Linked DNA regions of Homo sapiens: region 2 is linked to region 1. Evidence: chromatin loops called from intact Hi-C (ENCODE). Cell type or tissue: CD4-positive, alpha-beta T cell. All regions are shown on one strand.

Region 1 (5,000 bases):
CACTAATAGAGACAGGGAACATGAGAGAAGGAGACGTTTTCTGTTTGTTTTTTTGAGACAGGGTCTCATTCTGCTGCCCAGGCTGGAGTGCAGTGGCATGAACATGGCTCACTGCAGCCTTGACCTCCCAAGCTCAGGTAATCCTCCTGCCTCAGCCCCGCCTAGTAACTGAGATTACAGGTGCACAGCACAACACCCAACTAATTTCTTAATCTTTCGTAGAGACAGTCTCCCTGTGTAGCCCAGGCTAGTCTCGAATTCCTGGGCTCAAGTTATTCTCCACCTTGGCCTCCCAAAGTGCTGGGATTATAGGCATGAGCCACCATGCCCAGCAGGAGATGTTTTAAAACAGGAAATCTCCTTCTATAAGATTTATCTCATTAGAGTTCCCACATTCACATCTACACACTCTTTTTTTTCCCTAAAGTTGACAACAGTGATGATCAAGATTATTCTGGCATTTTGTTCATATTGTTAGTATTTTCAAAATATGTTCCTAAAGTAAAATATAAACTTTCATCTACCTCCTTCATTCCCTTGGATTCACAGACACTGAGCTGATTTTTTTTTTCTGCTATGTCATTCATTTGTTACTGAACTTCACCATCAGAAAAAAAACTTACATAAACAAATAGCGCATAAAGAAAATTTCTGCTGTTGTTTCAAGTAAACCTGAATATACAGTTGTATAAAATGCATATTATAAAAAAATTAGTCACTTACCCAGTTGTCTCACATTCACTGTATGTAGCCTCAAGCCTTCATCCAAGGACTCATTATTTTTTAGGAGCTTCTGCTGAATGATTTTTCCTTCCAAATTAGTATTGTTGGTAGCATTGTAAACTAGAAGGGCCCAAAGCACCAACCTAGGGAAACATTTCGGATAGAACTGTTGTTGTTGTTCATTGGTTGCTTGTCATTTGGTAGGAGAAACAGAGTATTTGGATGTAGAGGGATGACCATCACCTGTTGAGACTGAAGAGATTAGCCAAGGTGCTCACAGACTTTCTCTGCTGCTGTGTAAATTATAATGTTAAAAATATTCCAATATTAATAGATTCTATAGGCTATTGCTTGTATAATTCTGTCAAATAACTCCATTTCTTTTCAGAAATATTTTAATATTTAATATTTATAGTAATACATTATATAGTCATTTAAAGCATAAACACAAGAAAACAGCATTCCTGTGGTTAATTCTACATTTTTTCTTTGTGGCCCCAAATTAATTTTTTTTAATAAAACTATGATTTCAACTGACCATTTATCTTTTGAAATTACCATTTCTAACTATTAGAAATTAACTATTTATATTTACTAACACTATAAAAGTGTTACTATTCATGAATGTGATATAATTTCTTCAGAATAGCAACAAATGATTTTCTATCTCCATGAGGCATTTGCAAATACTTTTTATGGTAAAAAGTTTCACAAAATAAATACTTAAAATCGACTCTGTGATTGGTCAGCATATTACTTAAGAAGGTTATAGAATGGTTGACTTTGAAGGTCTTTAAAAAGGAAATACCTCTATGGGAAGCAAAGAAATGTATCCCCAAAGCCCTGTTAAAAACTTTTGGTTCTACAATTTAAAGTAATATAATTTTCTGTTCCACTACAATCACAGCTATAGTCAAAAGCAGAAATCAAAACTATTAATTTAACACTGAGGTAAAAGTAAGTAACATTATTTTGTCAGGTAGAGGAGAATTTCTTTTGCTTATATGTGAAAGCTCTGGATTCACAAAAAAATTGTTTCTTCTTCATATTCAGAGGAGAAATGAATAAGATAAGACGTTATATTATTGAGATCAGTTACTGTCTTCACGCCAAAGACAAAGTGGTAGTATTGTTTTTAAACTAGTTATGGAATGTCTAGTGGAGAGGCAGTGACATTTTATTTATGAAACTATGAATATTAATAAGTATTATAGTAGTAATTTATTTGTGGTGTTAAAAAATAAGAAGGAATATGTGAAATATTTGCTATTCAAGGCTAGGTGAAATTAAAGAATAGCTCAAGTTTTCTTTCCTAAATATCTGTGCTAATTTCAAGGAATAGGTGCTCTACTCTTCTCATAATTAACTCTGAAAAGCTCTCTCTAAAATGATCTACTGCTTACCATTCGCATACAAGCCATATTTCAGGATGAGGCAAACATAATGAATATAATGATAGCTGTGAACATAGATGTGACTATGATAGCTTAACAATTTTTAAAATGGCCCATGAAAAAGTATCCCTGGATTAAGTCATTGTTTAAAGACAAGCTTCGCCACTCCAGTTGGTGAGAACTTACAGCTGGGAATGTGACCTTTTACTTGTCTTGAATACTGAGAACATAATTAGCCCAAAGTATTGTGGGTGATATTGAATACCCAAACCCAACAAGTCAGGAATAGCCATACATTTTCACAGGTCTTATCTGTGTGTTTTCCTCTCTCATCCTGAAAACTGAAACTATTTTATGGTTCTACAAAGTTACATTCTATCTGTTGTTACCATCAGCCATTCTTTATTTGAAAAAAACCTCTCTGTGGCTTTGGTTTCCTGTCTGTCTAGGCAATAGAGTATGACAGCATTATCTGAAGCTATGGTCTGTGTTAAGTGATACAATCAAATTGAAAGGAAAAGTTTTTTTAAAAAACAATGTATGTAAAAGTAGTAGACTGTGGTTTTGACAAAAACTGAGACTATAAAGCCTCACCAATGAGGGTAAGAGCCATAGAGAATAGAAAAAAGAGACAAGAAAGGCTATAAACATAAATATTAAATAATGGCAAGAGTTCATACCAAAAAGCCCCTAAATATGTGGATTTTGCTATATACACTGTCTCAGTTCATTCTCCCTATAATTTTCTGTAAAATTACTCATTGCTTTGAAGACCAGGAAACTGAAATCCCATGAATTTAAATGTCCTTCAAGAAGAGTTTCTGAGGTGCTGACATGTACTAACGATGGCTGATTTTAGTATCACCAGGTAGTAGAAGAACCACAGTAAGTACACTAAAAAGCGGACGCTGACTGCCTGAAGAAGGTATACCATTGGCTATATCTACCAAACCCAGGGCTGTCCCAGTTGCTACACAAAGTGTCCAGCAAAGGGATCCTGATTGCTGCTGGATCCATTACTGAAGATGCAATATGACCTAACAGAAAGGATTGAAAAAAATTATTTGGTTAAATAGTGGAGAAGAGTTCTGTCACCTTCAAGAATACAGTACTGAAATATACTACTGTGTTTTCATATCATAAAGAAAAAATTATAATACCAGAAAATAAAAACAAGTTTCCCTAATCACATGGCTCAATCCAGTCCATTTACTATGTATACAAAAATGACATCTTTCAATATAACTTTCAAAACATTTGTTTTTCTAGTGTTGAAAAGAAAAAAAAAGCTCTCTGGTCAATTCTCATATGAAATTTTATCTTTTCATAGTAAGAAGATATCACCTGAAAAGAAGCAAGCTCCGTCATCAGGGCTGTATATCCATAAGATTTAATTCAGTCTATTGAGATCCAGCAAGACTTATAGAAACTTTTGCTTCACAACAAATTTTTAAAAAATTGTATGGAGGCCAGATATGACATCTCACGCCTGTACATGTAATCCCAGCACTCTGGGGGGGGCTGAGACAGGAGGTTTACTTGAGGCCAGGAGTTTGAGATGAGCCTGAGCAACATAGCAAGACCCAGTCTCTACAAAAATAGTATTTTAAAAATTAGCCAGGTATGCTAGCACATGTGTGTAGCCCCAGCTACTCAGGAGGCTAAGGCAGGAGGATCATTTGAGCCTAGGAGTTCAAGGCTGCAGTGAGTGATGGTCACACCACTGCACTCCAGCCCGGGTGACAAAGTGAGACTCTGTCTCAAAAAAAAAAAAAAAAAAATCTACAGAGATGCAATACATGACCTGAATAACCTAAATACAACTAAATTTATTCCATTTGGAAATTTAGGGTTTTTTTGTTTGTTTTACAGTACTCTGAACATTTGGTCCTTACATGCCAACTGGTCATATATGCTGGACATATCCATTAAATTACCTGCATGATTAAGGCATGATCCTGATATAAATATTAAAAGGGAGACTTCAGAAAATTAACTAATAGCTTTAAATGCTGAAAACATTTAGGCATCTATTATCCATATTATTAGATGTTATCATATATAAACACTTTATTTAAAGCTATTTTCTTTGAAGGTACCTTTGCAATTTCAAGTAAGAGGCAATGGGTTATGATAAATAAACTGGAAATACTAAAAATAATAATCCATCCATTTTAAATGCCCTATTTCTCAATTATTTTTCATTGGATATACATTACTACCCAGTCTGTTACATTACAGTTTTAACTACAAGAAAAAAGTAGTGTACAGCAGTGCTAAAGAAATAACTGTGCTATGTGATTAAGTTTTTCTTTCCTATCTAATTGTTTTCATTTCTCTACCAGATAAAGTAGTGAGCAAGAGAAAGAATGTTATACTCTTTACAATACTTTGTCCTGTTACCTTGGCTCATCCTCAAGGCTTCTCTTGACTTTAATCTTGTCCTCTCCAGCACTCAGGTGAAAACTAAAAACACAAATACATATATTCATTAATCCACCTCACCAACTACATCATCAACAATAAAATTTGGGGACCTGAAATAAAGAGACAGAATGGGAATTCTAAGCCAATATTTTCAAATGTGTGTCCTGAGGTTCTAGCTTCTTTCAGAAAGCTAGGCAACTGTGTGCTTTTGCTCTGTTTTGAAGATTCACAATTCATATTATTACACTAAAGAAACTGAGACGTTCTGATAAAAAAATCTGCTTCAGTTTGTACAATAACGTACTTCCTGAACTTATATGACAATTTGACACCTGTTCTGTGTTATTAAATCTCTTATCTTCACAGAATATATGTTTAGGGGTCATGACATACACTTTAGAAAACTAGTTCAGGTATAGAACTATGAAAACAAGGTACACAGGAGGATATATGGAC
Region 2 (5,000 bases), 280 kb before region 1:
GTTTTCAGTAAGAAAATATTATATAATGGAAACATTTTTATCCACTCCCAAGGGAATTTCATTTCTCAATTTGATGAACATATCCTGGAGGTATATGTGTGTGTATATATATATATATATATATATATATATATATAGAGAGAGAGAGAGAGAGAGAGAGAGAGAGACAGAGAGAGACAGAGAGAGAGAGAGAGAGAGAGAGGGTCTTACTCTGTTGCCCAGGTTGGAGTGCAGTGGGGCGATCATAGCTCACTGCAGCCTCAGTTACTTCCGGGGCTCAAGCGATCCTCCCACTCAGTCTTCCAAGTAGCTGGGACAAGAGAGGCACACTACCATACAAGAGAGGCTAATTTTTGTATTTTTTTTTTTGTAGAGATGGGGTTTTGACATGTTGCCCAGGCTGGTCTTGAACTCCTGGGCTCAAGAAATCCACCTGCCTCAGCCTCCCAAAGTGCTGGATTACAGGCTTGCACCACCATGCCCAGCCCATATCCTGGATATTGCAAAACCATGACAAAGAAGCCAGCAGAGATCCCACTTAAAGTTTCTCTTGCTCTTTCCTTTTCCATGGGCTACCAGAGAGAATGACACATTTAATCTCTTCACTGACTCCTCTTCTTTCCTCAGCATGGCTAGGAAGCAACTAATTTACAAAGGCTGACAGCAAGAGTGTTGGGGGAATTGAACAGTTTTGGGAACTGTGTGATGGCTGGTGCCTCTCACTGCCTGGATGGGTACATCTGTGGCCTGAACACTTAAGGAGCTCTCAGGAGGAGTCAAGGGTTCTTCTTCACTCCGGTCTTTCCAGTCACAGGCACATCCTATTAGATTACATATTGCCTCATCATAAAACAGAGGAAAGTCTGCTTTATTTATTATAAGAAAATAAATACCACTTTCTCCTTTGAGAAAATATGAGAATTTCTGAAGACACCTCAGCAATTCTTTTAGAACAATTTTGAGCCTAGAGGGATGGAAACACATAGGATGAACATCCCTTACTGAGGAATGAGTTTGTGAAATGCGATGCGACCTCCCCACTTAAAGACTTAACGGCAAGTCTTGGGAATCCCAAGTTGTTAAACGTCCTCAGGAAGGGGCATGAAACACAGGGATAAAAGATACAGAGAGATGTCTGGAAACTCCAGCATGACTACACTGCAACCAACCAGGTTCATCTGAGTCTGCGGAGAGCTGAAATTTTTGAGAGATCTGTGTTCTTTCACTTCCTACTGTCTCCCTCTATGTTCTACTATTATTCCTTAAAGGAAATAGTAAGATATATTTCAACTGAGAGAATTCGTATGCTGCAGTGTGGGGGAAATAAACTAAGTAGTAAGGAGGGAAGGAAAAGGCTGGAGATGGACAGTGGTGGAACCAGAGGATCCCGCAACCACGGAGACGCATGTGCTCACCCTGGAGTGTTCGGGAGACCCTGGAACACAGCAAGCTTTTCCTGCCTCAGTGCATTTGTACTCATTCCTTCTTTCTGAAATATTCTTCCCCTATCTCTCCCCAGAGAGGTTATCCTGGCTCTGCTATCCCCGCTTCCTGCTCTCCCTGTCCTCTCTTCTATCACTCTTTAAAATTTCAGTCATTCAACAACTATTGATTGAGCACGTGTTTATTTTATTTCAGGCATGGTTCTAAGCACTGGGATGACAATGGACAAAACAGACAAGAGGTCCCTACTCTCTGAGCTTCCATTCCAATGGGGCTATAACAGCCTGCACATGGGCAAAGCTGACCCAGAGCCAGGCACTGTGCTTAGCCTCAAACACATAACACTCATTCATCCGCACGCCAAGCCTACACACCAAGTCATGTCGGGACTATTAGCAGCCCCCTTAAGCAGATGAGAAATAGGTGGCATAGGATGATTAAGACACTTTCCCAGGGTCACAGTTTGTTCATCATCCCTTGGTGTGCATTGTTTATAATCTATCTTTTCCGGTAAAATAGACACTCCATGAAGTCAGGGAACTTCAGTGTCTTCTTCTCTGTAGTATCCCCAGCATCTGGTACATAGGAGGCACTTATAAATATTTACAGAATGAATGAAAAAAAGGAACTTGAAAATACCCATTAGAAACAGGCTGGGCTATTGCCATAAAAAGGCTGTGGATTTAAGAAAATGCTATTTCTGTCCATGTAGACTGCGTGTATGGAAGAATCAAAGCCTGTTCTGCCTTTGACTTTGACCTTTTTCTTCCACTGTATAGAAATGCATTCTATTGTATAGCTATGTTTAACTATTGTATGCTTTTTAGCTAATATTGAAACTGAGGTTTAAATTCACCTTTTATCACTGCCTCCTTTCTACCCTATTTATTGATGTCGCTGTGTTTTGTCTCCAGGAAGCTAACCCAAGTTCCTGCAATGAAAACCACCTCCCCTCAGCTTGGCTTTCGGCTGAGTGACTCAGGGGCTGGCTCTGACACCCTGGCATAGCAGCTCAACAGCCAGAAGTTTGGAAGAGGCTTTATTTTCGTATCTAAGAGAGAAGGAAATACCTAGTGCAACTTGTCAGCATTCAAGAGGAAAACAGAGAGTAATAATAATAATAAAAGATGGTATCCTGGGTGAAGGTGAGACTGTTTATAAGCATATACCCTGCACACAGTTTGCTTTGCAGTGTGTGTCGGGATGTTCACTCTTAGCTCCATGGAAGCAGATCTGTTGTTAGTGGATTCTTATATTTTGGAGCTGCTTTGGAATGGCTGGAGATTATTTAGATTCCAAGTTAGTGGATTAATGGAATTCACACACTGTTGAACATACTCAGAAAGAGGCTAAAAAACTTGTTTCCTGTGCAACACAGTGAGACTGCCTCTCTACAAAAAAAAAAAAAAAATACAAAAATTAGCCTGGCATGGTGGTGTGTGCTTTTACTCCCAGCTACTCAGGAGGCTGAGCTGGGAGGATTGCTTGAGCCCAGGAGGTTGAGGCTGCAATGAGCCAAAGTCACACCACTGCATTCCAGCCTGGGCAATAGAATGAGACCCTGTCTCTAAAAAAAGTTTTGAAAAGTTTACAAATAAAACCAACTAAACAAGAAGGAAAAGGAAAAATCTCATAACAGATGTTATTTATTGAAAGGTTTCTTAGCGAGTGGACAGAAGATGTTAATAAGAAAAAGAAGAGTGACACTAGTATTGTCACTGGGTGAGACCTTTCTGTGTCATCTCATTTTTTCTTACAATAATTCTATGTCATAAGTAGGATGGTCCCTGTATCACACATCAGTAGGCTCACTCACCCTCTGTGATGGTGTTGAGATTCTACTGAGGCCTGAGTGACTCCTAGGCTTTGAGGTTGACCCATGACACTGTATTTGACAGGATCACCTTCTGGGACACCAGGAGAGGAGAGTGGGTAGAGAATAGTGGACCTGCGCTCCTAGCATGTCTGTCTCCTCTCACTTGCTTGATCTGGCATGTGGAGCATAATAAGATACTGGGCTGTAGCAGAAAAATCTTTGGACTCCTAGGATGTCTCCCCTGGCCTTTCTGCCATTTCCTGTCCATCCCCCAAGTATCTTAGCGAGTAATTTATTGCATTTGGGAGAGGTGTCAAGGAGAGCAGGAACTCCTAGGCTCCTCATGGGGACTTTGCAAGGAAGGAATACCTACCATTTTACAGAAAGGACTCTGCCAAGAAGCAGAGTAGGGATTAATTTGCATAATATCTCAGGGGTTCTAAAGGGTAGAACCCATATTTGAGCCCAGATTTTTCTCAGTCAAAAGCTTTGTTCTTTACACAACCAAACTGGGTTCTTTTCCCAGAGAGGATCTCTTCTCCTCTTGCTTGGATATGCGTGGCCGGGGTTCCTCCTTCAAGTGGAGTGGGGTGGGGAGTCACGAGCCCATGCTGCCCCATGTTTTCTTCTATGTCAGCTCCTCAGCTGCAGATGTCACTTCATCTGTCTCTGGTTGTTGGTGGAGGGACAGTTGATTGAGTTGTTGACTGTTACTTGATTCTTGTAGTCGGGCCTCATTTTGGAAGCACACATGTGGCACAGGGAGGAAAGTGGGAGTAACCAGGCAAAGAAGGCAATCCTTCTTAGATGCTTAGGGGTCACTGTGAGAACTCAGTCTTGTTACACTAGAAGGTCCTGGGAGAGGAGTGGGTGGATGAATTGTAGTGCTCTGAGTTCAAAAGACAGAACTGACTGGGCTGAAAAGGAGAGAAGGAAACCGGAGGCCCAAGAAAGTGTTACAGCCTACCCCATCATACGCTTATATACAGAGCCCCAGAAGGAGGATAGCTCAGGGGCTGGGAGAGTGGACTAAACATAAATGCCGAGCTCAGTGTCCTTGCTTGGCATGGAAGCTGAAACTCCTCTTGGGCTTGGGAAGCAAGCACGCCAGTGATGAGCACATATGAACAGAAGACCAGGTGCCCTCACCTAACACTGCCAAGTGCCTAGGACCACAAGGAACTTTGCTTGACTGGGAAGGTGGGAATGAAACCCCAAATAATGATCATGATTGGATTTTTCATAAAGAAAAAGAAAGAAAAGAAAAAAAAAGAAAAGGAAACTTGTAATAAATTAAGAAAAGAAATAAATGTGACATTTATTGCACTCTAATTTTTGTGGACTAAATTTCATATGCACTATAGAAGCATTACTTTGGCTAAAGAAAATGCATTGTTAAATAGATAGATATAGCTGGAAGAAATTTACAACCTAATGTCCATGATCAAGCACCTCGAGAGATGGGCAACCAGGAAGGCACACAGCTCACCTTCAATGATCCCTGCCTGAGTTTTCAGGACATGCTTTTCATCTTCCCATAAAAGTCCATATTGACAGATTCTGCAGCTCTATCTTGCTCCCGTCCTTGCCTTAAGAACTTGGATTGGAACCTGTTAGCACATAAGGTTGAAATCATTTACTAAATATTTTTCCAAAGAGAAGAAAGAAGCACTTAGTTTTGGTAGGAGAAAAAAATCAGGCCCTCTTCCCAGGTGGGTCTTGTTGTGTTAGATGCAGACAC

Evidence for each region. Peaks named below come from ENCODE experiments on the same cell type or tissue, not always from the same donor. Only the 100,000 strongest peaks of a DNase experiment are listed, where the experiment ranks them.
Region 2: a loop joins it to region 1, with 2.6 times the contacts of the local background. A loop is called at or near these places in 3 of 110 quality-filtered maps.

Annotation. Positions count from the first base shown.
Region 1 is chr6:142,393,479-142,398,478 of GRCh38, reverse strand. ADGRG6 (adhesion G protein-coupled receptor G6) reads right to left here. Exons shown (of 25, transcript NM_198569.3): 9 at 4,521-4,583; 10 at 724-866. Among named protein-coding and RNA genes, the nearest start is that of ADGRG6, 94 kb to the right of the region's middle. In CD4-positive, alpha-beta T cell, no CTCF peak of the experiment used is centred here; a DNase peak (open chromatin) is centred at 2,578; H3K4me3 peaks cover 308 bases.
Region 2 is chr6:142,677,921-142,682,920 of GRCh38, reverse strand. No RefSeq gene overlaps it. Among named protein-coding and RNA genes, the nearest start is that of HIVEP2, 260 kb to the left of the region's middle. In CD4-positive, alpha-beta T cell, no CTCF peak of the experiment used is centred here; a DNase peak (open chromatin) is centred at 2,390.